Regions from separate parts of the Mus musculus genome. Here region 2 is linked to region 1. A link is a loop called in an ENCODE intact Hi-C map of the cell type or tissue named here. Cell type or tissue: left cerebral cortex. All regions are shown on one strand. Each heading gives the region's core, and the rest is flanking DNA. Links, peaks and the distances in the headings are about the cores only. Region 1 holds the start of Kcnab1 (potassium voltage-gated channel, shaker-related subfamily, beta member 1). Region 2 overlaps Kcnab1 (potassium voltage-gated channel, shaker-related subfamily, beta member 1).

Region 1 (11,890 bases), core at 2,169-10,168:
GGGTTTGATTAATAAGAAAAGCAGCTTTGTGATGAAAATAAAATGACCTGTGCCTTCAAGTGAATAACATAAAGGCTCATAAGAAGATCTCACATCCTGGCAAGACACTCCTTCTCTTCTCCACAGCATGGGCCTGACAGCACTAATGAGGCAGAGACAGCAAGGGCACCATGGAAAGGTGAGGTAGTTGTGTTATGTGAGGTGCACGGGGCTCCACAGATACACTGCAGCAGGAGAAAGAGTCACTGCTGTTACACATGCCCAAGATCCCTGGTGCTGGAAAGGGGTTAGAATACCATACATCATTGGTTACAGTCAGGAGACCCACAACATTTTAATGATGGTTTGATTCAGCTTGATCTTTATGGCTACCATGTTATTTTTCTATTAATATTGCCTAGATTTTAGGGAGAGAATAAAAGAAACACGCCAAATTCCAGCAGCAGATACCAGAATAGTAATTATCAAAGCCCAAACTGTTGAAACATTATCGCTCCAGGTTTACACAGTACGGTGGGGACTTTCATTTCTGATGCAGAGATAAAGCTGTAAACCCTCTTCACTCTGGAATTCCAATGATCCCATTGCTCCTTTGACGTCTTGCTTCACCTCAACAAGTCTTATGCTCTAGCGAACATGATTGAGAAGGAGTGCTTACTCCCACAGGGTCCCTTTAGCTCTGCTTTCTTACAGACATGTTCACATGATCTGAGGCAGGATGTTGGATGATCAGCTGTGAAGAACATCTCTGCCCTAGTCACTGAACCTCTGAATCTATTTTCTTCTCTAATAAAGAAACTTTATAGGTATAATGAGATGGTAAGATTATCCTGGATTGCCAAGACTAGCCTGGGTTTTACTGTACACATCCCAACTCCCTCGATGTGCTTGGTTTCATGATAACAGTCGTTTATCTTTTCTTCTTTAAAATGTAACAAATATATTTTGCATCACAATGAAAGCCTTCTGGAGTAAGACTACTAATATTTCTCCTAGCATTTCCTATTTTGTAAGTAAATACAGACACATGCGTGTGCATTTTATTACCAGATAAAATCTTGAAAGAGTGAAGAAAAGGGTCAAAGTTAGGAAAAGATGTAAAGACAGAAGCAGAACTTGGGATGCTTTGCTTGAAGGTGGAGGAAGGATTCACAGACCAAGAAGTGAAAGGGGTCCTTTCTACCCTGAAGCTTGCCAAGGAACATTTCCTGCTGACTTCTGTCTTTGGATTTCTCACTTCTATGTGAAAGGAAAAATACACAGGGCTTTAAGGCACTAGATCTGTGGTGATTTTATTACACTAGAAAAATTATATGCATAACATTTCTCAATTTGCTTTTTTAAACATTAGTTTATTTTGGTGGGGGAGTGGAGGGGGGCTTGAGGAGGTTAGAGAATGTCTTGAATCTTTCCTGTCACCACGTGGGTTGTGGGGATCAGACCCAGGTCACCAGGCATGATGGCATGTATATTTCCCCTCTGTGCCACTTCAGTGGCCCGAGCTTTGCTTAGTAGCCCTGTATCTCTCTTTAATTCACCTCTTGTTCTAAAGGACTACCAGAGAAGTTTCCACTGACCCTTTTAAAAAATATCTGGCACAAAAATCAAACTCTTAAACAACCCTCCTTTGACTTGGGAGTTACCCTGAGAGTTTGTGTGAAGCTGGGCCTCCCGATTTTCAGAGGACTACCTCCAGAAAAAATTGTATTTGAGTAAAAGCACAATGCAATGTTCCATGTGATTTTTGAGTGAGTAGTTGGGTTTTACTGTACATATCCCAACTCCCTCGATGTGTTTGGTTTCATGATAATAGTCATTTACCTTTTCTTCTTTAAAATGTAACAAATATATTTTGCATCACAAAGAAAGCCCTCTGGAATAAGATTACTAATATTTCTCCTAGCACTTCCCATTTTGTAAGTAAGTACAGACACTAGAATGCAGAAATGTGTGTGCAAACAGGGGTAGGAATCACTATCTTAGCAAGTCAGAAGTTCTGGTTGCATTCAATGCCCTAGAGGAACACTGTGCTGGGTCTTGAGCTGACGGAAAAGCAGCGTTCATTAAAGCCATGCTACTTCTGCAGTTGATTTTTATAATGAGCTTGTTGTGGACTTAACCCACAGATATTAAATAAAAATAAAATGCAGTAACATGAAAACCTAGATTAAAGTGGAAACTACCTTCAAAAGAAGTGATAGCTGGGTACTTTTTATAATGTGCTTCTTGGGAGCTTTCATTATAACAGAGCCCCGAGGAACGACGTGGGCCTGCCTGTAGACGCTAGGGCACCACACAGGGCTGAGTCACTTGTGGTATACAGCAGTCCTGAGAGATGTTAATGACAAATACAGAAAATTTTTCTTCCTGATTAATAGCATTCATATGTGGTTGCCTTTATGTCTACATGCCTAAAATATGCTGCAGTATCCTACAGAGACTTCTCAGTGGTTAAGAGCTCTGCCTGTTTTTCCAGAGGACCTGGGTTCAATTCCTAGCACCCACATGGCAGCTCACAACTGTTTGTAGCTCCAGTTCCAGGGGATCTGACACCCTCATGCAGATATACATGCAGGCAAAACATCAATGCACATAAAATATAAAATAAATAAAAATTAAAATAGAGTACCTGAGAAAATAAAATAAAAAATACTACAAACCATTAGTTTTCCTATCTAAATACTTAGCTGTTATTGACATTTTTTGTATTAAACATTTTTCTATTTCTCTATTTCTTTAATTGGCAGCATAATAACCTTTAGAGGTGATGATGGTCTTATAAAGTGTTCAGTTTTTCATAGCGTAATTCGACCCCTCTACTCTAAAAAGTTAGCATGCTTTTGAATCTTTCATACCACATTTTCAAATATTAGCTAAAATACAGGTTTCTTCTCTTTTAATTAATAAACCTGATCAAGAAATGAAAGCAAAGGTCCAGAGAAGTTTCTGGTTGGAGTAATCTTGTTATCTGCTGTCCAGATGCAACCAACATTGGATGGCTTAAAGAGGAGGTGGTCATCCTGGGACGGGTTTAAATGACATTAGCACAGTTGGGAATTATAAAATGAGATCTAGGAGGAATGGAGAGGGCTAGAACCATTCCGGAAATTAGTAAGCTGAGTTGTGGTAATGGTTTTCAAGTGCCGGAACCCTCAGGAGGCAGGAAATTACAGCTAGCTCATTTTCCTTTCAATGGAGAACAGGCACAGAAGATTCCAATGTAGCTTTTAAAGAGGGAACGTACCAGAAGGGCTGTTGTATAACCGAGAAGTGTACTGATTCTTGGACGGCGCAGCAGTAAAACAGACAGGCCACCTAAAGAGGAGCAAGGGCCAAATGGAAAAGTCCCTCTCCCCGGTGTCTACAGGAGGTTGGTTCTCTGTGAACCACCCTGTGTCTCCCTTGCTTTCTTACCCTTAGCCTTCTGTCTTCATTTCTCTCCCCGACCAGACTGTGGGGGTCCAGACAAAAGACAAGAGGTCTAAAAATGTTCACCCTTTCCTTTACGCTGAGGACCTAAGAGATGAATGGATGATCTGATTCTGAGAAAGACAAGCCCAACTCTTCCTAGCTGCCGTAAAAGGAGATTACACAATATTTCTTCAGAGGCCTTTATAAGTAGTTGCTGCATGGAGCAAATTGGAAAAGCAGGGCAGATTTCTCACAGGGGCTGGACCAGATGGCCCATGCACGTGCTCTCAGAGTCCTCCCTGTCAGTTCCAACAAATAAAAATCACTGCTGGGCTTCTGGTTTGGTTTCTAATCTGGGGAACAGAAAACCAGCCTGTGATGATGTTTAAATATATTTCAAATCTCCTTTCAGGGGCAAGTTTTGTGGAACTGTCTCTAGTAACATGGAAGGTGTCAGTCTCCAGTGCCATGTGAGTATTTCTGTCTAGCACTGACATGTGGCCCTGTCTGTTTACCTGACTGGTTAGTGAGTCTCTTTCTGAGGCATTAGTACTTTTAGATGCTGTGATGGTATCCACGCCATCATCTGGATGTTAACTCACGTCTCAGTTTAGGATATACAACCTTATAGATTTGACGTGGTGGCACTTTGGGATACTTTGCTTCTTCACAATGTTAAAAAATGGGCCAAGACCCAGAAGTTGAAAACTAAAAGCTAAAGGTCCATCAAAGACTTGACAAACCATTTAGTTAGAGTGATCAGATGATCAATATGAATAGCCATCAATATTGAAAATATCTGCAGTACATTCAGGTTCATCGTAAATTGTCCTCAATACTCTATTTTCTAATTCTAATTAGGATTTCTAATTCTCAACTGCTGACAGAACTATTTCTTAAGCATGAAATATAATTAGCCTCTGATATGAAATCATTTTTATCATGTCTAATTAGTATTTGTCTCAATGGCTTTGACAGTCTTTAAAGTATTTATTTATAAATGTGAGGAGGTGAGAGAACGTATTTCCAAGAATCAATTCTCTTCCTCTACTGTGGGTTCTGGGTGAAGCCAGTTGTTAGACCTGCACTACATCTTGCTGGCTCAGTTTTGAAATTATTATTATTATTGTTATTATTTTTGTGATTAAGGATATATGTTTATTTATTTAGGACATGTGTAAAATACTGCAGTTTTTTTTTTGATTACACAAATAGATATTCGTCTCTTCACTAATTTAATTGATTATCTATGGACATTGTGGATTTCCATCCATAAACTTTTGTTGTTATATCTATTCATTTATTAGTTGTAATAATTATTTACAACTTAGTTACAACTGACTGACTAATTAACAATCAGTTTGTTATAACAATTCTAATAATGTGCCTGTAGTTCTTTTTTATTAGATATTTTCTTTATTTACATTTCAAATACTATCCAGCTTTGAAATTCTTAATGGATACTTGTAAACTAATGCTTATGAATTCTATTATTCTCATAAAGGTATTTTTCTTGCTTAACAGAAGTTTTGAGACACACTCAAAGAAACGAAGATTCCCCTACTTTGATCAAATTTCTTTGCCTCAAATCTCATACTACCCACTTCTGAATCTACCAAAGAAAGAGTGTTAGTTTGATTAAGGGAGTTTGCAAAACTCAAAGTGAATCTTGGGAATTTGATTTCTCTTTCAAATTTGATAGGATCCCTTTCTCCTCTCAGAGCACTTACTCAATTCCCCTAAGTTGAAAAGTTTGCAGAAATGAAAAACAGAAGAACTTCTCTAACACGACAACATTTCCAAGGAGAGTCACTGAGTGAGCTGGAGATTAATGGCTTCATGAGGCGCAACTAAGAGAACGAGATGGTTCTGCAGACTCCTTGGATCAGTTCCTGCACATACACAAGTGCTCAGGCCTGGGCAACAGCACATATATACATAGCCGCACACACCTACCCTATACTTACGGAGCCATGGAACTCGGACAACGTTTGCCTGACAATATCCGGGGCCCCCTTCCCTCCCACCATTTTTCTCACCATCCCATGGATGCCAGACTTCTGGCTGCTGCCTTGCAGAGGTGGAATAAACTCTGTGAGATTGACTCAGCCACTACTTTTTAGGAAGGTTCCACCACCTCCCCATTCTCACCATATTGGCTTTGAGGCAGAGAGGAAAGCCCACACCTCTGCCTCAAAATGGCATTCACCAAATTTTCTCTAATTAAAAGTTTGGCATTTTAAGTAACCAGGCTACTCCCTTCTCTGGACTAAGCTCAGCTATTTTCATCTGAAGCACAACTACAGATCTGGCTCTTCTGCATCTTTTTCAGTTCACCATTTTCTCCCACTTTCCCCACATGAATACACCACACACACACACACACACACACACACACACACACGCACACACACACACACACACACACAGTGCTTTTTATGCAATCAGTTGATAAGATTGATCTTTGCTCCCAATTTCTTTGATTTAAAATCCACCCACTATTTGTGGGAGGTACCAGGCGATGAATGCAACATGTGCTTGAGAGATGCGGCTATGAGGAGTGGCACAGAAGCAGCATCTGGGATAGGGTCTGTGCAGCTTTGATTTTTGCTAAGAGCAAGAGTGCTATGAAATTCAATGCACATTCTTTTTATTTCAGATCTAAACTCCTAGATCTTGGGAGAACTGCCAGCGTAATTGTTGCCTAATTGAACTGTGCGCAGACACTGTTCAAATTCCTTGGTTGGTCCTTCATTGCTGATGGTCACTCTTTGTCTTGATGTCTTACTCTCACTCCCCATTGATACAATAATATAACCCCCTTTGTGGCTACAAGATTCTCTCTCTCTACTTCTCTGAAAAAGTCCTCCAAGGAGAGAAAAGGCCATTTCTAAAAGACAACATTCTTTCCATTTCCAATAATATAATAATCTTAAAAGAATGAAATTCAGAGATGGATTTTAGATTGGTGACTTCCAAGCACTAGTAACCAGAGAGGAAGTGATGGGTTTGAGGCAACAGCAGGAAGAGGCCTTGTAACTGTGCAAACACTGACTCCACACAGTGGTGAAGCCACATAGACACATCCAAACAAACATATGCATGGCTGGTGAAACTGGAAACAATTCAGTTTTACCAATCAATTTTCAAGTTTTGAAGCCATCGTATCATTATGCGACCACTGGAAATTTAATGGGCCATGGAAATTGTACACTTAAAAAAAATCCCGAGTGTCTATAATTATTTTTTAAAAGTTTAATGGTAAAATGCAGCTAGCTAAAACAGAAAAATTTGAAGTTCTTAATGGAATTTAAAGATTATTTTTCAGGTGTGAAATATTGCTTTTGCAAAGAAAACTTTAAAATACTGCAAAGCCTATTTTCAGCTTCATATACTCTAACTGAAAATCAGGTTTATGTAACAATACAGTGGGAGGTCATATTGTTATGGTTCAACATTTCTTGATTAAATTGAGTCTATCAATATTTAAATTATTATAGAACTAAAGCAATAATTTCAGAACAGGAAGATGGGTTTGATAAATACAAATATGTTGTTATATAATAGGAGAAGCTCCAAACCATGTCAAGCATTAGCAGCTGTAACATTCTACAAAGTTTTCTTAAAACAGAACAACTCACCAACAAACAGAAAAAGCAGTCAGTGAGGAAACCTGGCTTAACCTCTGAGTAGCTCTGTGTGGGTTGAAGGTCCCTATGCATCTGCCACTTGGAGATTTATCACATGTGCTTGCAGAGTTTCCACCAAGCTATCATGCAGTGGTGAACACACACCTAAACCATAGGAAAAGCTAAAATCAACTAACTGCCCTGCATTACCAAAGCACAGAACTGTCTTAGATATAGATAGCTCCAGAGTAAATGTAATGAAGTCTTGCTACTCCGCTAGCAGTAACATTTGTAGCATGTTCTTGTAGGTTTCTTTTTCCACAAAAGCCTTGAAAACACTAGCCAATTTGATAGAAGATCTGTACCTAGTCATGGTGTGACTATAGTTACATTTGCAAAATTTAGAAGATTGTATAAATATATTGTTTCTCAGCTCCTAGTTTTATGAGCTCTTGACCTATGGTTGGTATTCTTACCCTTAAGACTTGAGACTTAAATGTCACAGTCACTATAGAAGCAGAAAGAAGTTCCTTTATTTCTCAAGGTTATAAGCAGGTCCTCAACTGTCAGGGAGCACTGGTCCCTTATAGCAAGGCTGAACCTGAGTGGGTGGCTCTGCACAGTGAGTAGGAGATCTGGGTAGTTACATGGCCAAGAAGAAATCACTTGTCAGAGGCCATCCCATGAGAAAGCGAGCCCTTCACAATCTCCCTGACAGGCCAAATGGCCTCGTGCTAGGAGCTGGCTATCACTCCCTCCTCCCTATTCCCTTCCTGGCACCTGAGGTTGTAAAAGCTGAATTACAGTCCCCTCTTCCCTATCTCTTCCTGAACTCCCATGCCATCCAAGGACATGAGTTACGCCTGAGCCCAGCCTGACACCCAAGGCTGTCAAGGAGGATCTATATTCCAGAGATAAGATGCAGAGTGCCCGCTGCCTAGCGCCTGACTTCGGCCCCCATGTCAGCAGATGCCCACTTCTTTGTTCTTTGTAAAATTCCCCTTCGACCCCCTCCCTATTCCCTGAGATGTATGCTTTAAAATCAAGGCACCTCAGCCTAATAAACGAGACCTTGATAGGTGCCCTTCTTGGTCTCCTGCCTCTCCTTCCCTTCCTCTCATTTCCTTCCAGGTTTGCGGTCCCCCTCACACCCACGAATGACTGAATCCCTCGGGCCGGGATAATCACTCCATATAGACAAAGGCACATTTGGTTGCCTCAAATAGGAGTATCCCCTTAGTGCATAGGCCTACAAGAGTGTGTCACAACAGAAAATTCCAATATCTACTTGCTAATTATGGTACCTTTTTCCAACTTGAAGCTATTTCCTAAGCCTTGGTGGCTTCTGCATTTGAGGACTGGTGTATAGAGTTCTGGTGTATAGAGAAGGTGGGCGATACATTATTACTGACTGAATGAATACTGTTTCAACCCACAAAATTCCTATGACAACTTTTTGTTTAGCAGACACTTCAGATTCTGAAGGAATAGATGAACAAGATTCCTGGATCTCCCGACCTCCAATTCCCCTCAGGATTTTGTGACTATTACTAAAAGCTCCAATGTGGAAACTGTCTTCAAGAATATGAGCATTATAATCATAAGTCACCAGTAATTTACTGTTCTTGCTCATTCCACCAGTCTCTCCCCAGATTCTGTAGACAAGCCAATCACATTCCTTATTGCACAAAATCACTTACTATTTATTCTTAACAATCACTCAGTGCACTCATGTTATATTCTAGATGAAACAATGTAACAAAAACATAACTCAGGCAACAAAAATATTCCCACTATTTTGGGCAAGCACACAGTAATTGTCCCACTCCTCTATCACCTAAGAAAGCCTGGCATGCAGATGGCACTTTCTCACATGTCTTATATGTCTCTCAGTCTCAGTAGAATTTAAAAGCTGGGAGCTGGATTCACACATACATAAAGCACCTGTCCTCGATGGAGTGGCTCTGAATGAGAAGAGGAGTGGAAAAGAACCATTATGTTTGGTTACCACAAACTCAAGAGTGCTGAAGAACCCAGATGATTGTTAGTGAAGAGCTGTGCTTAGCTGCAAGGGAGGAGAGACATCCAAATGAGTGGTTCCCACACCGACCTTCTGGGGAATTCGACAGTTACAGTCCAATCCAAGTTCAACTGTGTTGATAGGAAACCTTAACAGAGAGCCCCTGACTGCAATAGCCCAGTAAGACCAAACTGTTCCATGACAATCCCCTGCAAGACAACTATGAAGGTGTGACCACAGACAGGAGGGGTGTGACTTTTAAACTTCTGCCTTAGGGGAAAACTGTTTATTGTTCTCTCAAACTCTGCAGGCCCCCATTGGAGCCACCTCACCCTGATGTGTCTTGCTCTTGGACTCTGTCCAGGAGGCAACAGCTTATCTCCCCCAGCAGCTTAGCTATTGGCCCAGCAGCACCTACCATGCACAGGACTAAGGCTACATCTGTGCCACAGCAGCTACACAGAAACTGCCAGAGAACTAGAGACCGAGGTCTCATTTGGAGAAGTCATTGGATGGGGCCGTCTGTCCATCAGAAAAGCAAAGGAAAGAAGAGGGCTCACAATGCTGACACTTGGAGGGAATGGACCACAGTCAGGGGGTTCATTTGGTGGCTTGCCCTCACCCTGCAGTTGTGGCCCAGAGCTACTGCTCTGGCTGGCTTCCCAGTCTGTTGACAGGTTTTCTTTCTCAGTGGCTTGAAAACATCAGAAGGACAAGAAGACTTGCTGTTGCAGTGGGAGGCTTCCCTTAAATCTGCAGATAAACTTTCATCAAGGCCAACTTCTCTAGAGAAGTTTAACGGCTTACTTCATACAGACAGCACAATCTTAAACGTACAGTATTTTAATTGTCCGGAGTTCATCCATCTTATCCTAAAATCTGGTCTCTAGCAAACGAGGGAGAGAAAAAAGGAAAACAATGACCAGTTACACCTGCAAATGAGAAGAGCCGAAGACCTCGGAGGATGTGTCAGCTGCTGCTCTTCTTTGGGTCCCTAAATACTGAGAAGTGCAGAGGAACTACAGCGGGGCTACGGAGCCCATGGCCAGAGTGCTGATGCAAAGCAAACATAATGAAGTGGCAGGGATCGCATTATGGAACGGAGAACTGTTTTTACTACAGGAAGATTTCTATCTACGAAAACAACCAATTCAGTTGTGATACAGGAGACAGGGACACAGACATTCACCGGCACTGAAAAGCTGGTCCCCTGTATTTAACAACAGTCGCACTTCATTCACTTCAGGCAGTAATTTAGATTTCAGTACAGCAGTGTTCAGTCTCTAACACCGTTGTAGGTGTTTCTTGCTACCACAAACCTTCCTTAATAAGAGCTGGGCTTAACATGTTCCCTCGGTCTCTCAAAGGGAAGAGTGCAGCGTGGGATGGGAAACTATTCTGAAAAGCATAAGCGTAGAATCGACAGCCTGTGCATCAAGCAGGACAAACACTTCTGCTCTTGACAAACTGTCCTAGTAGAAAAGAGTTCCTAGCTCTTAGGTGTGTTTTCTCCGCTCTCTGGAACTCATTATGGTCCTAAGGTGTTCGTAACACTTAGAATATAAAAAAATGGGCCACATCTTAAAGATCGCACTTGTGCATGCACAGCAGCTTGGCCCTTTTCAGCTCTCCCCCCACAAAAGGCTAATTTCAAAGCAAACACCTGAGAATTCTAAATTAAGCAAACAAGCGCTGAGTTAAGTCACTTTCAAACAGGAACAACTGCCTGGCTGAACCGTCAAAGAACACAGAAACCCCGGGCAGAGGGACCTCACCATACCTATATTTCATGCCAGTCTGCTTTGCGGTGGACTCTTTGAGAGAAATGTGATGCTGAGGGGTGAAGGTCCCCAGGCTGCGAGCGATGATAGCGACAGTGCGGAATTTGGCCCGGGCTGCGTTCACCACATTGGGGGCGTTGGAGCTCTGCTTGCTCAGAAGTCGGTCCTCACCATTTCGACTCTTCAAATTGTGCTCTGTGCAGGCTATGGAGACTTGCATTGCTTCCCAGGACAGAGCAAGGTCCTCTCAGAACCCCACAACACAGGCGGTCGGCAGAGGGTGAGCAGTTGGGGGGATTTCGGCTGTCTTTTAACCCCTCTTGCCCCCCTTCCTGGATGCCTTCAGAGGAGTCCCAGCAGCTGACTTCAGGACCCACACAGTGGCAGAAGAGGCTGAGGGGCAGGACAGAGTCCCCGGGACCCAAAGAAGTAAACAGCCAAGCTGGAAGTTGCCTCGGCAGCTGGAGCGCGAATCAGCCTCTCCAATCTTCCCAGGCTGTGATCTCGGCTGATTAAACAGCCAGATCCATGTGGTCAGGAGGCTGGTGCAGAAGCCTAGAGCTGAGCATTCATGGTGACTGCACACAGCCCTGCCTGGAGCCAGTCCGAGGTGCCTGAATGCAGAGGGCTGGTTTCTGGGCGCTGGCTCAAAGCAACGCAGGCATACCGCAAGATGCGCTGCTAGCACCCTCTGGATCACAGGCAGGAGGCTCAACTGGAGAGGAGCATCCCAAGAAGCAGCTCACAGCAAGCAGGACCCCGCGGACCCGTGGTCTCCATCCACTATGCCTGCCAACTACCTCGCTCCTGTGCTTAGGAGAATGCGGAGGTGGAGGCTTCTCAAGACCCCTCCCCACTCATCCTCGGGCAAAAGCTGGGTCTCCTGAGCCAGCACTTACTTGGTTAGCGACTGCATAGAAGAGCTGGGAGGTCCCTTTAAGGAGCGCCTTGCCTTTGTGTGCAGTGGGAAGGAAAGATCACTGTGACCACTCCTTACTGGAACAGGACTGGGAGGGCTGTTCCATCAGGGGGCTCTGCCTAGATGCCAC
Region 2 (11,890 bases), core at 2,440-10,439, 150 kb before region 1:
AGGAGAAGGAGAAGGAAAAGGAAAAGGAAAAGAAAATGAAAATTATGGACTAAACTGGTGGGGGAAATTTCATGACATCATTACATCTAGGCTGTAACAAGGTTATTACTCAGTATTTTTAGTCATATCTACAGTGACAGAGAACAGAAAAAAACGTGAAAAATGTGCAGTTTAGCAAGGAAATGAATGTGAATGAATCTAAAGTCACAGGCAAGGGCAGGGAAAGCAGGCCACGATAATGGCTCCAGAGATCAGCACTATTAACAAACCTTGAGCTCTTCCCCAGGACTAGAACTCAGAGTATCCTGTGAAGGTTCCATCACAGGAAAAGACAAATTGGTTTGAAAAGAGAGAGCCTGAGATGAGAGCTCTACTGAAGGGATTTACTCCCCTAAACCACTAACTCCCTAGGAAAGTGTTTTTCCTGGTGCAGCTACTATGACACCCAGTGGCTATTGGCCGTGTTAGACAAGGGTAAGACTGCATCTCTAACCAGCACAGAACTTGGCAGCACCTTCTAGATGCTGCTGGATTTTGCAGACATGCAATATAGGAGATAGGATCATGGGGGCCTGCAACAGACTTCCAGAAAGCCTCTTAGATCAAGCATCACGTAGCAGGCTCAGAGATCAAGCATCACGTAGCAGGCGAAGATTCCCTCCCAGGAGAACCTTGGAGGCTTCCGAATAAAAGTTTCAAAGTTAGAACCTGGGATGTTGGTGGAACCAGGACAGGGGGCATTTGCTGAGAAAGGCTTCAGGCTGGTGCGTGAGATGCCACTCATGTGCTACAGGTGGCAGCACTAGAATGGCAGGGCTGCCCAAGGCCACTGAGGTCCAGATGATTCCATCATCCATTCCAGGTGCCAGCTACGCATTCGCATGTGCGAGATTCCATGCCGCAGACCCTCTGGGTCCAGACCAGACTTCACAGACTACAGTAGCAGAAGCAGCCCTTCCTCTGTCTGGCAGGAATTCTGTTGAGTCTGTGCATCTCTAGTTAACACCTCTAGATGTCAGGATTTCTCATGGGGGGAAACGAGTTCATGTAAAGGGGGCATTAGTGGGCACACATCCTGCTCTCTGCCAGCTTTCATGCCTCTTGCCTGGGAATCAGATAGCCTGGTTCCTGCTGGGAATCACTCCTTTCCTCAGTGAGCTATAGACAGAGATGCTCATTCCTGCTATGCCGCTTGTCTCTGGTTTTGGCACCTCAGCCTCCTCAGAGACCCAACCATGGGCTGCTGTCCACCTGCTTGTCCAGGCATTAATAACGCTGAAAACTCCTTGCTCCTAACAACCCATCTCAATGTCCCTCTTGAACTTACATCTGAGACTTTCACTATGGAGATGCAGGATTTAATGTTTTCCATGGTGACTTTTAGTCTCGCTTTGGCCCACCTTTTCCTTGCTCTGACACCATCTCTCTCTTCTAGAACAAAATCTTTATTCCGTGCTAAGGTATATTAGAAGTATTAACTTTCTTTTTTTCTTTCTTTTTCTTATGAGGGATCACAGTTACATGACTACCTTGAATCTTACCAGGGACTTTGAACTTTTGAACAATGGTGGAATTGTTAAGATCAGGGGAGTCTTGCAGCTCAACTCACTTTGCAATGTGGAATGGCCTCGGAGGAGTAGACATTCAGGAGGAGGGTGGAAGGTATAGGTAAAATTGATGTTTGGGGGTGTCAGATTGACAGCCTTCAATGTCAACTTGACTAGATTGAGAGTCACGTGAGGCACCATCTGGTGTGTTTGCGATAACATTTCTAGAGAGGTTTAATTGAGAAGCGAACACCCACCCTGAATGTGTGTGAAGAGAGGAGACTGAACTGAGCCCTGGTGGGAGGGAGTCTGGGGGTGGGGTGAGTGATAGGGGGAGTCATGGGGGTAGGAGACAGGGAGGGGGGGACAGGGCTAGGGATGGGGGAAGGGGGATGAGACAACAATGAGGGTGGTGCAGAGGTTCCTCCATTTGTATTTTTTTTTTGCTGAGGCCGTTTCAGGTTAAACTAGAATCTGATCTCCTTGGTGGAGAATCCCATGGAAAATTACCCAACTCTATCCTAGGAGCCAAACGTCAGGATGTTCTAGCTGACTTATCTTAGCTTTTGTTAAAGCTGCTTGTTTGGATCCTCCTCCAGCTCATGGTTGATCTTAGCTGCCTGCTTGTGTGGAAATCCCCTCCAGCTGAGTAGCTGATTATCTTAACTTCTGTTCAAACTGCTTACTGTGTGAAGTCTCCCCTCTTCTCCTCTCCCCCACAGCTGATGAGGTGGTCTCTGCCCTTAAAAAACAGTGTTCTGGATACTTGGGACCACACCTAGGTCCCTGAACCCTTGGATATAGTCTCAGCCTGCTGGGATACTTTTAACTGGCCATTCACTGGGTCTGAATGGGCATCTCTGGTAACATGAGCGTTACATCTCTCTCCTCTTCCTGACTTCAGTCACAGTGTGACAGGCTGTGTCACAGTACCATACCATGACAGGGAATAAACATCTCCATCCCCCAAAGCATTCCCAATCTCCATTTGTTCATTCCAGATCCTGCTGCCATGGAATAGTTGCATCCACAATTAAGATGAGTCTTCCCATATCAACTAGCATAATCAACATAATGCCTCAGAGAAATGTCTAGAGGATCATCTCCCAAAGTATGATTCCTTCCATTGAAAACATTTTGTGTGTGCATTATTTCAGTCTGCTATCAAGAATTTGAAGCAGGTTTTAAAAAAGCAAATAAAATAATAGCAATATCAGAAAATAAGTGAAGAAATTAGTCAAAGGGAAAATTAGGATAGACAAATTTCAGGTAAACCAAAGGCAAGGTGAGGCGAGCATATAAGTGTATATTTATATCTTGCACACCAAATAAGTAGGAGAGGTACATGGTCCTTGTACTCTAAGATGGCTTCCCACTTGAGGTAGAAGATCCCATGAATATGATGAATCCTTGGGCCTAGACAGGTTGATGAGCATGCTGGACAAGGAAAGCCTTCCTCAGGGGGAAAATGGGGGCAAAGCTGGACCATGTCCTCCTGAGACAGGGCCCTGACGTACATCACACCACTTTCTGGTATCTCCTCAGTCTCATGCCTTCCCCCTCACTGTCCCCATAACACCCTGAGTACTTACCAAGACCCAAGCATGAAACTCTGAGTCCTGATTTCCCAAGATTCCTAGAACAAAAAAGAAAGCAATATATTATCACCATTTGTGCATGTGAAGCAGCACACAACCCTGAACGCTACCTTTCTTGACAAGAGCTGAGGCAGGGGAATGCCCACCAGTGCCTTTGGAATTTCTTTCACCACTATTCTGTTTTTCATTGCTATTTCACTTTGAAATTGAGAAACTCAAAATCTCAGGCTTAGCCTAGGAACAAAACATACCCCACAAAATGAAGCTTTTCAATTTTAAATTGTCTTTATCAATTTGATTCTACATTTACTGTCATGCTCTTTTCTTTTAGAATGTGAGTTTTTTCCACAGCAACAGAATTTACCCTTTTCACTAGCCAACTGTCAATCATTCATCACAGACATGACACAGAGTAAGCACTTCATAAATGTTGACTTATTGACCGACTTCTAAAATAGAATATTACTTCCATATGAAGAACACACACAAAACTGTGTCTACTATAACACACTTTTATACCTGGTTGCATAAAATTATCGCAGGAAGCTCAGATAACCCTTTAGAGAAAGAGTCTTATTTTCTTCCTCTCTATTTTTTTTCTGCTTTCATCGCTCAAAGTTCATCAAGTAAAATGTACGTAGGTTTATATTTTGTGTAGTGTTGGAACCAGGAGCTCATTCATTTACCTACAGTCTGGCTGGAAATCCAGAATCAACCCATTTCTGTCCTCTCACTAATGCTTCTCAGAGAAGACACAGAGTTCTCAGTGGGCAACGGTATCATGGGGGTGGGAATTATCTCCTATTCTGGCCACGTGCTGTACACTCCCCTCCCCACTTTTGCTAGAGTGACACACTGACTGCTTTACCAGTTTGCTCTCCTCACTGTGTCTGCTTTGGTTTCTCTAGAGTTCATAATCAGGACTTTTACTTTTGCACTGTGACTTTTTTCTTCTTCTTCTTTTTTGTCTATAAAATGTCACCTAAGTGACACATGTAACTTTATAGCTAGTCAAGTACTTATCATAATGTGGAACTGAAAGACTCACTGTCTCCTTAGTGAAACCTTAGAGTGACCTTAGGAAGACGCTGTCTGGGGTTTGATTTATTCATTAGTGAGTAGGGATGTTGGTATCTGTGGCATTCATTTAGTATCATTGCTATGTGGATGGAATCTGAGTAACTATGATAGTGTTTTATGGAAAGCCAATACAGGGAGTTTGGTGAGTCCTACCTCCTGACCTCTAACAGATATGGTGCTGAGTCTTCCCACATTAACTAGATAGTTGCAACTGGAAAGCAACTTGCAGACAAATATACTTGAAACATGTTTTGAACTACTAGATAGGAAAAAAAGTAATTGGGCATCTTTCAGGAAAAAATTATCCTAAGATGTTGTTCTTTTGAGTTTTCAGAAATCATCAGGTGTATAATGTAAGATCTTTCTTTGTAGTCAGAAAGTCTGCTTCTTTACAAAGATGGGAATCTAGAGCAAAAATAGTTTAACAGGGAGAATAAAAACCACACCATCCAAGGTGAAACAAAACAAGTAAAATGTAAGTGAATACCTTAGTCTCCCAGGTAAGCCATCCAACGCTGATGAATAAGTAACTAGTGAGAGATCACTATGTTCCAGACAAGCTTTGGGACATAAAGGGGGAACAAAGCACAGCTCTCTACTTTGAAAGAACCCAGATTCCCAAGGAGGAAGGAGGTAGAGCCTAACATGCCAGCACAGATCAGTGGAGTGTGACCTGTCACAACAATTTTTGGGAACACGGGGTGGGCATTCTGATCTTGTCTTGAGAAAACTGATCTAAACAAGGCTTCCTGTGGAACTTTGACACCATTTAGTGATATTGAGAATAATATGGAGGAGTAATAGTACAGAACAAAGCATCAACAACCAACAATGCAAAGCAAAACAAAGCAGCTTTAAGGCTAAGCCTGTATAGACCAGAGTTCCTGCCCAATTAAAAAAAACCCAACAAGTTGGTGTGACTAGATGCTTTCTAAGCAAGAGATGTCCTATTTTCCCTATGACGTGAGATGATGAATGATCAGTAAGGATGGAAGACTACACTGAGGGAATCGTCAGCACAAACAAAGTGCTGAATAGCCACTTATTCACTTACCATTGCTACTTATAGAGAGGGCAGCCGTCCTGAAAATCAATGTCTTAGAAAAATGTGGAGGGTTGGGTGGGTGGGTATGGGGGACTTTTGGTATAGCATTGGAAATGTAAATGAGCTAAATACCTAATAAAAAATTAAAAAGAAAAAGAAAAATGTGGAATGAAAGGAAAGTTCAATTCCAGACAAATGCTGGCCCTACCAGAACCTCAGTGCTTTTGTTTCTTTTAACTCTTTAGTTCTATTACATTCTTCAAGTGTTTTATTTTTTCTATAGAGAATGCTTACTAAACTTACATGGTCATTTTAAAGTGAAAGACATTTTCTATATTTCAGAGGTTTCTGAATTATTCAACTTATTGCCCTTCCATCTTTTCAAGATGTGTACCACATAAATGAATCACTCTTGATACATGACTATGCTTCTCACTTTGCAGATGGAGAAGATGGAAGAAATTGCCTTTCATTCAGGGCATGGAATCTCAACACTACAGCAGTTATACCAAGTGGCCCAGCATCATCTTCCTGACCCCTCCCATCGATGTGAGTCAGAAAAATGGTAGTGGCCAGCTACTTGGACCCATTTAAACTCTCCTAGCTGACAGAAGCTCAAATACTTGGCCCGTATGAGAGTTGCCCATGAGCCTTGAACATACCATTTAATTCTTCATGCATATGTCTACATCATTATATAACTAAGTACATTTCTCACATTGAACTGTAACAAATCACCCGGATCCATTCTGTCACCTAGGGAGAATTTTCATAAGCACATCATAATCTTTTGTGACATTATGTATAAGGTTTCATTTTATTTCTTAATTCCTCAGAAGTCTTGGGCGAGGGGACAGAGGGTGTCTGAAAGGTCGTTGGATTTCCAACTACCTTGAATCCCTTTCTCATTTGATCCAAAATAGTCTTGCGGCACAGGCTTCCCTATTTTATCTGTGTCAGATACGCCAGAAGGAAGTCTCACCATGTTCATTTTTAGTATCTGTTCTTGTTCGACTCAAAAATAAAAGCTCCTCTTTCCCAGGTGAACCCGGAATGCTCCGCTGCTAATATTAGAAACAAATGACATCAATATGGGGCATGGGGCAGATCTGTCAGTCAAATTTTTGGAAATCCTGAGTCTTAAAGCTTCATCGAAGTGATCTGGAGGAAGGCTCTAGCTTGTGGAAAACTAACTGCAGTTTGGTTTCTGCTTTCTTCTGGGAGGGAGCTGTCCACTCAGTGAACACCCAGTCAGGCTATTCTCACGCAGTGGTTAATGCCCAGCATTGTTTTATGAGGCACCAGGCGCCTTTTGCTCTGAAGGTGATAATAGAATACCGTGAACTGAAATGAAGTATCATCTCAGTGCTGTACGCCACACTTCTGCTCCCAGTTCCTTTGCACATGGAAGATGCTAAAAGCAGAAGATTAGCAGTCCAAACGTGTTGTTTTAAATTGCCTGCTTCTGGATGAGTATATCTTAGATATTGTTCACAGTTTAAAACTGCTAGGCAGAGAGGAGTAGCTAGCTAAAATATGCATCTTGCATTTGACCAAGAAAGAAGCATATTACGCTTGACAAAAATCTCCCAATTTAAAGGATGTCACAGCAGGAATGGACCAAAAGCATATGTAAGAGGCTCCAGTTGCTGTGTAGGTGGAGGACACAGGCAGGCTGGGTCTGACCTGGTTTCCATGTGGCTGGAACACTACATCGATGATGACATCATTTGCTATATCTAGCACACCCTCTTTCTGACCCCACCACACTACACAATGTGCCAGGTCTTACCTGAAAATTGCTAAGCAGTCTGTCTTTTAACGAGGTACATTTAAGTTTCTTAAAACACATAAACATACAAACCAAAACAACCAACCAACTGAACAAATCCCCCCTAAAACCCGAACCAACAAAAATCTCAAAACAAAACCAAAATAACCCCCAAACTCTAGAATCCAAACTATATTCATTTGTTAAGCCAGATGGTAATGAGGCTCATATGGCACATTTCTATACTGTGAATATGACTACAGCTAGTGAATAGGAGATTACTTTGTGAGTGAATGGTAACTCTTCGGGGAACCACAAGCCACTGGAAGGATTTGGCCATGGATGCTAATGACAGAAAGTAATGAATAACATAGGACAGTGGCTCATGGTTATCTGTAGGTAGCAACAAAGTAAATGAGGTTGTTTTTCAGATTCTATAAAGATTAAGTCACTGTCAGCTCTAAATTCCAGCTAGATTGTTTTCTTGGGATGCACAAAATTCATCCATTTACCTGTATTATTCTGAAAAATTCTAGAGGAGTATAGGAAAGGAGACTTTTCTATAATTAATAAGTTTAAAATAGATGTATGGTGGCCTGTGTCATGAATCTCAGCACCCAGGAAGCAGAGGCAGGTGGGTCTCCGTGAGTGCAAACAAGCTAAGTATATGGAGTGAGAACTTGTCTTAAAAAATAAAAATGAATAAGAAGATGTACCACATTTTATGTAATACCAGGTAGGAATGGAGCTTAGCTGAATCTGAGGTAAAGGAAAATGTCGCTGTACCTTGAAAGCTGTGTCTCCTGACAGTTAGAAGGCACCCTTGTCGTTAAATATTCCTGAAGCCGTAAACAGATCCTCTCCATCCTATCAGAAACGAAGGTTCCAGGGCATGTCTTCATTATTACCCATTAGCATGGGCATAACATTTTAAATGGCCTTGACTTTTTAGAATACTATTTGCATCATGGTATGTTATTTACCCTTCTGTCCTTTTGTGGTTCTTTCTTGAAGATAATGGGAAGTGATACTCTAGTGAGGAGATTAGGTTCTCCCTAAGGTAGAAGGGAAAAGTGGCTACTTTACTCTATGACTATGCCATCCTCTTGAAACATTCACAAGGCTCTTTAAAAATCCACAACACAGAACTCTCTGCATTGCTCCTGGCTCCTTCAGGACAGCATATCCCATTTCTCTCCAGATTACTTGTTTTTCCTTGTTAAATAAACTTCCCCTTAAACCATCTTGAGCAAATCCTTTCTTCTGAGAAGACAAGATTGGAAGAGAAACCTTCACTTGGTATTAACCTTGAGCCATGTTCAAGGGAAGCCAAGTAGCATGTAGTTGCTGATCCATGGTACTTAAAGGGAGAGACATAATACATTGAATTGATAATTTGATTATGTTATACTAAAATAGCTTTGGCCTGAAGATGTCTCCATATTTTAGCCCTTGCATAATGATCCTGCAGCTAAGTTGTATATAAACTCACTAAAAGAGTAACTTAAATCCAGGTGGTGGTAGCACAAACCTTTAATCCTAGCGCTGGGGGAGGCAGAGGCAGAGGCAGAGGCAGAGGCAGAGGCAGAGGCAGAGGCAGAGGCAGAGGCAGAGGCAGAGGCAGAGGCAGAGGCAGAGGCAGAGGCAGAGGCAGAGGCAGAGGCAGAGGCAGAGGCAGAGGCAGAGGCAGAGGCAGAGGCAGAGGCAGAGGCAGAGGCAGAGGCAGAGGCAGAGGCAGAGGCAGAGGCGAGATCTTTGTGAGTTCAAGGTCTACAGAGCTAGTGCTAGGATAGCCAAGGCTGCACAAAGAAACCCTGTCTCAAAAATCCAAAAAAGAGTAACTAACTTAAGAATATAGTTTTGTGACAAATATCTGAGTCATGGGCAATCACAAACTGCCAAAGTGCTAGGCTGTGCTTAGATAAAGAAAACAGACAGTCTTGATGTTAGCAGTGTGCCAACACATTGTCCCTGGAACACATTATCTTCGTTCTCAGTGATGTGTGCCCACATTGCAGCGTAGAATTCTCTGAACTCTTCAGGGTTTGAGGACTGTTGGATTCATGACTCGTTTTCACCTAAACTCTGTAAAATATTTCTAAAGTTCTTAACAATCACAATAGTACATTTAAAAAAGGCATTGTGGTCTAAATATAAGACTGTGGGGTAGAGCCTCTGAGGCCTAAACCCTACACAAAAATTATATGCAACTGGGAAGTGCTGAGAGAGGGAGAAATAATCCCCCCCCCCCGGGAAGAACACACTGATTGTTATTCAATATCAAGTGGTCAGCCTGGAAAACATACATACAAGTAACATACAGACTGAAGATGCTGTGTGTGTGTGTGTGTGTGTGTGTGTGTGTGTGTGTGTGTGAGTGTGTGTTACATGAATGTAACAACAGTTAATGAAAATAGAGATTGTGAATTTGAAAGAGAATGGGGTGGGGGTTGGAAAGAGGAAAGTGAGAAATGATGTAATCTCAAACACAAACAAACAAATGACTATAAGTGGTAGAAGACTGGTCAGTTGGGGCAGTCAGGAAGAACTGTTTTAGGAAAGTGACATTTAAATTTAGAGCCAAAGGAGTCAGAACAGGGAAGCGCTCCACCTGCCCTCAGAATCTTCCAACTCCCTCAGTTAGGTGGCCAAAGACCTCTTCCTCCCTCTCCTTCCCCTGACCACCCCCATCCCCACTGCCATGCCCCCACCCCTACCTCAAGCAGATATCTGCTGCTTAGGTGCAGACCACATCATCCAGAACAGGAAAGAACCACGCCTGCCCTCTGAACCTGCCCACTCCCTTGCTTCAAAGCCCACAGAACCCAAGCCACTGACATCCCCACCAAGCACAGCACTTCTACAGGGGAAGATACCTACTGCTCAAGGTCAGGACACTCCTGTCAGAAGAACACATATCCACTGCTGAGCCAAAGGCTATGCTAGGTACCAGAAGTCAAGCCCCCAACAATGAAGGAGACTCCTGCTGGACCAGAGGTTAAGCCAGCCACTCAGAATACAGAACACAAAGACCAGAAAGACCAAAGAAGAAACAGAAACAAAGGAACAAAATACCTACCCAACAAAACAAACTCAGAAATCAGCTCCTATACATATACTCATCCTAAACCCAGGTGCCTAGATACCAGTTTAAGAGCACAATCAACAGCCAGGGTAATATGGCACCACCAGAGCCCAGCTATCCTACGAAAGCATCCCCTGAATATTCCAACACAACCGAAGCATGAAAATGACCTTAAAGCCAATTTTAATGAAGATGATAGAGCTTCTTCTTAAAGAGGAAGTGAAAAAAAATCCCTTAGAGAAAAGACAAACAAATAATGAGAGAAACTGAGTAAATCCTTTAAAGGAAACAAACAAAACCCAAAACAAAATAAAAAATCAAAACAAAAACTAAATAGATAAAGGAAATGAATGAAACTGTTCAAGACCTGAAAACGGAAATAGAAGCAAGAAAGGAAACACAAACTGAGGGAGCCCTGGATATGGAAGGTCTAGGTAAGTGAACAGGGACCTCATATGCAAGAATCACCAACAGAATACAAGAGATGAAAGAGAATCTCAGGTGTAGAGATATGACAGGGTAAATGGATGTATCTGTCAAAAAATGTTAATTCTTAAATCTACTGACACAAAACATCCAGGAAATCTGGGAAACGATAAAAAGACCAAACCTAAGAATAATAAGAATAGAAGAAGGATAAGATTTCCCAGCTCAAAGGCTGGGAAAAATATTTTCAACAAAATAGAAGAAAACCTAATGTAAGGAGATGCCTATAAAAGTCTAAGAAGCTTACAGAATACCAAGTAGATTGGACCAGAAACAAAAGTCTCCCTACTACATTATACTCAAAACACTAAGCATATAGAACATATAAAACAAAGAACGATTGCAAACAAAGTTGCAAGGGGAAAAAGCCAAGCAGCACACTAAGGCAGACCTGTTAGAATTACACCTGCCTCTATAACAAAGATTCTAAAAGCAAGAAGGACCTGGACAGATGTCTGATAAACTCTAAGAGACCATAGATACCAGCCAAGACTACTATATGCAGCAAAATTTTAACTACCATAGATGGAGAAAACAGTATATCCCATGACAAAGTCAAATTTAAATAATACCTACCCACAAATCCAGTCCTATAGAAAGTACCAGAAGCAAAATTCCAATACAAAGAGGTTATCAGCACCCACAGGAAATAATCTCACACCAGCAAAACCAAAAGAGGGGAAGAGCAGAAGTATGAGTGCGTGCACACATACACCACCAACACTACCAATGTGACAGGAATGAACAACCATTGGTCATGAATATCTCTCAATATCAATGGAATCAATTCTCCAATAAAAAGACATAGCTAACAGAATGAATGCACAATGAATCAATCTGCATACAAGAAATATACTTCAACATAAAAAGACAGAGTAAAGGGTTAGATAAGGATTTCCCAAGCAAATGAATCAGAGACGCACGCTGATGTACCTATTCTAATATCTACCAAAATAGATTTCCAACCAAACTTAGTCAGGAGACAGAGAAGGAAACTTCATATTTATGAAAAGAAAAAAATCCACCAAGATGATGTCCCATATCTGAATATCTATATTGCAAACACAAGGGTGCCCACATTTGTAAAAGAAATATTACTAAAGCTTTAAACACACCTAGAACTCTACACATAGTGGGAGACTTCAATATCTTACTCTTGCCAGTAGACAGGCCACTCAGACAAAAGCTAAACAGATAAATAATGGAGCTAACAGATGTTATGACTCCAATGGATCTAACAGATATCTATAGATCATTTTACTCAAATACAAAAGAAGT

What was found. A loop is a pair of places that touch in the nucleus more often than their neighbours do. Peaks named below come from ENCODE experiments on the same cell type or tissue, not always from the same donor. Only the 100,000 strongest peaks of a DNase experiment are listed, where the experiment ranks them.
Region 2: a loop joins it to region 1, with 8 times the contacts of the local background. A loop is called at or near these places in 3 of 42 quality-filtered maps.

What each region holds. Positions count from the first base shown.
Region 1 is chr3:65,108,943-65,120,832 of GRCm38, reverse strand. It overlaps Kcnab1 (potassium voltage-gated channel, shaker-related subfamily, beta member 1), which reads right to left and starts at 11,819. Exons shown (of 14, transcript NM_010597.5): 1 at 10,841-11,819. The coding sequence starts at 11,061. In left cerebral cortex, for the core only: no CTCF peak of the experiment used is centred there; DNase peaks (open chromatin) are centred at 3,714, 5,486, 5,941, 10,138 and 1 more place; H3K4me3 peaks cover 1,292 bases; H3K27ac peaks cover 203 bases.
Region 2 is chr3:65,257,784-65,269,673 of GRCm38, reverse strand. It overlaps Kcnab1 (potassium voltage-gated channel, shaker-related subfamily, beta member 1), which reads right to left. Exons shown (of 14, transcript NM_010597.5): 2 at 3,140-3,183. A330015K06Rik (RIKEN cDNA A330015K06 gene) reads left to right here. Exons shown (of 5, transcript NR_126080.1): 3 at 5,714-5,819. Among named protein-coding and RNA genes, the nearest start is that of Gm52605, 12 kb to the left of the region's middle. In left cerebral cortex, for the core only: no CTCF peak of the experiment used is centred there; DNase peaks (open chromatin) are centred at 6,315, 6,820, 7,241 and 8,963; H3K27ac peaks cover 2,028 bases.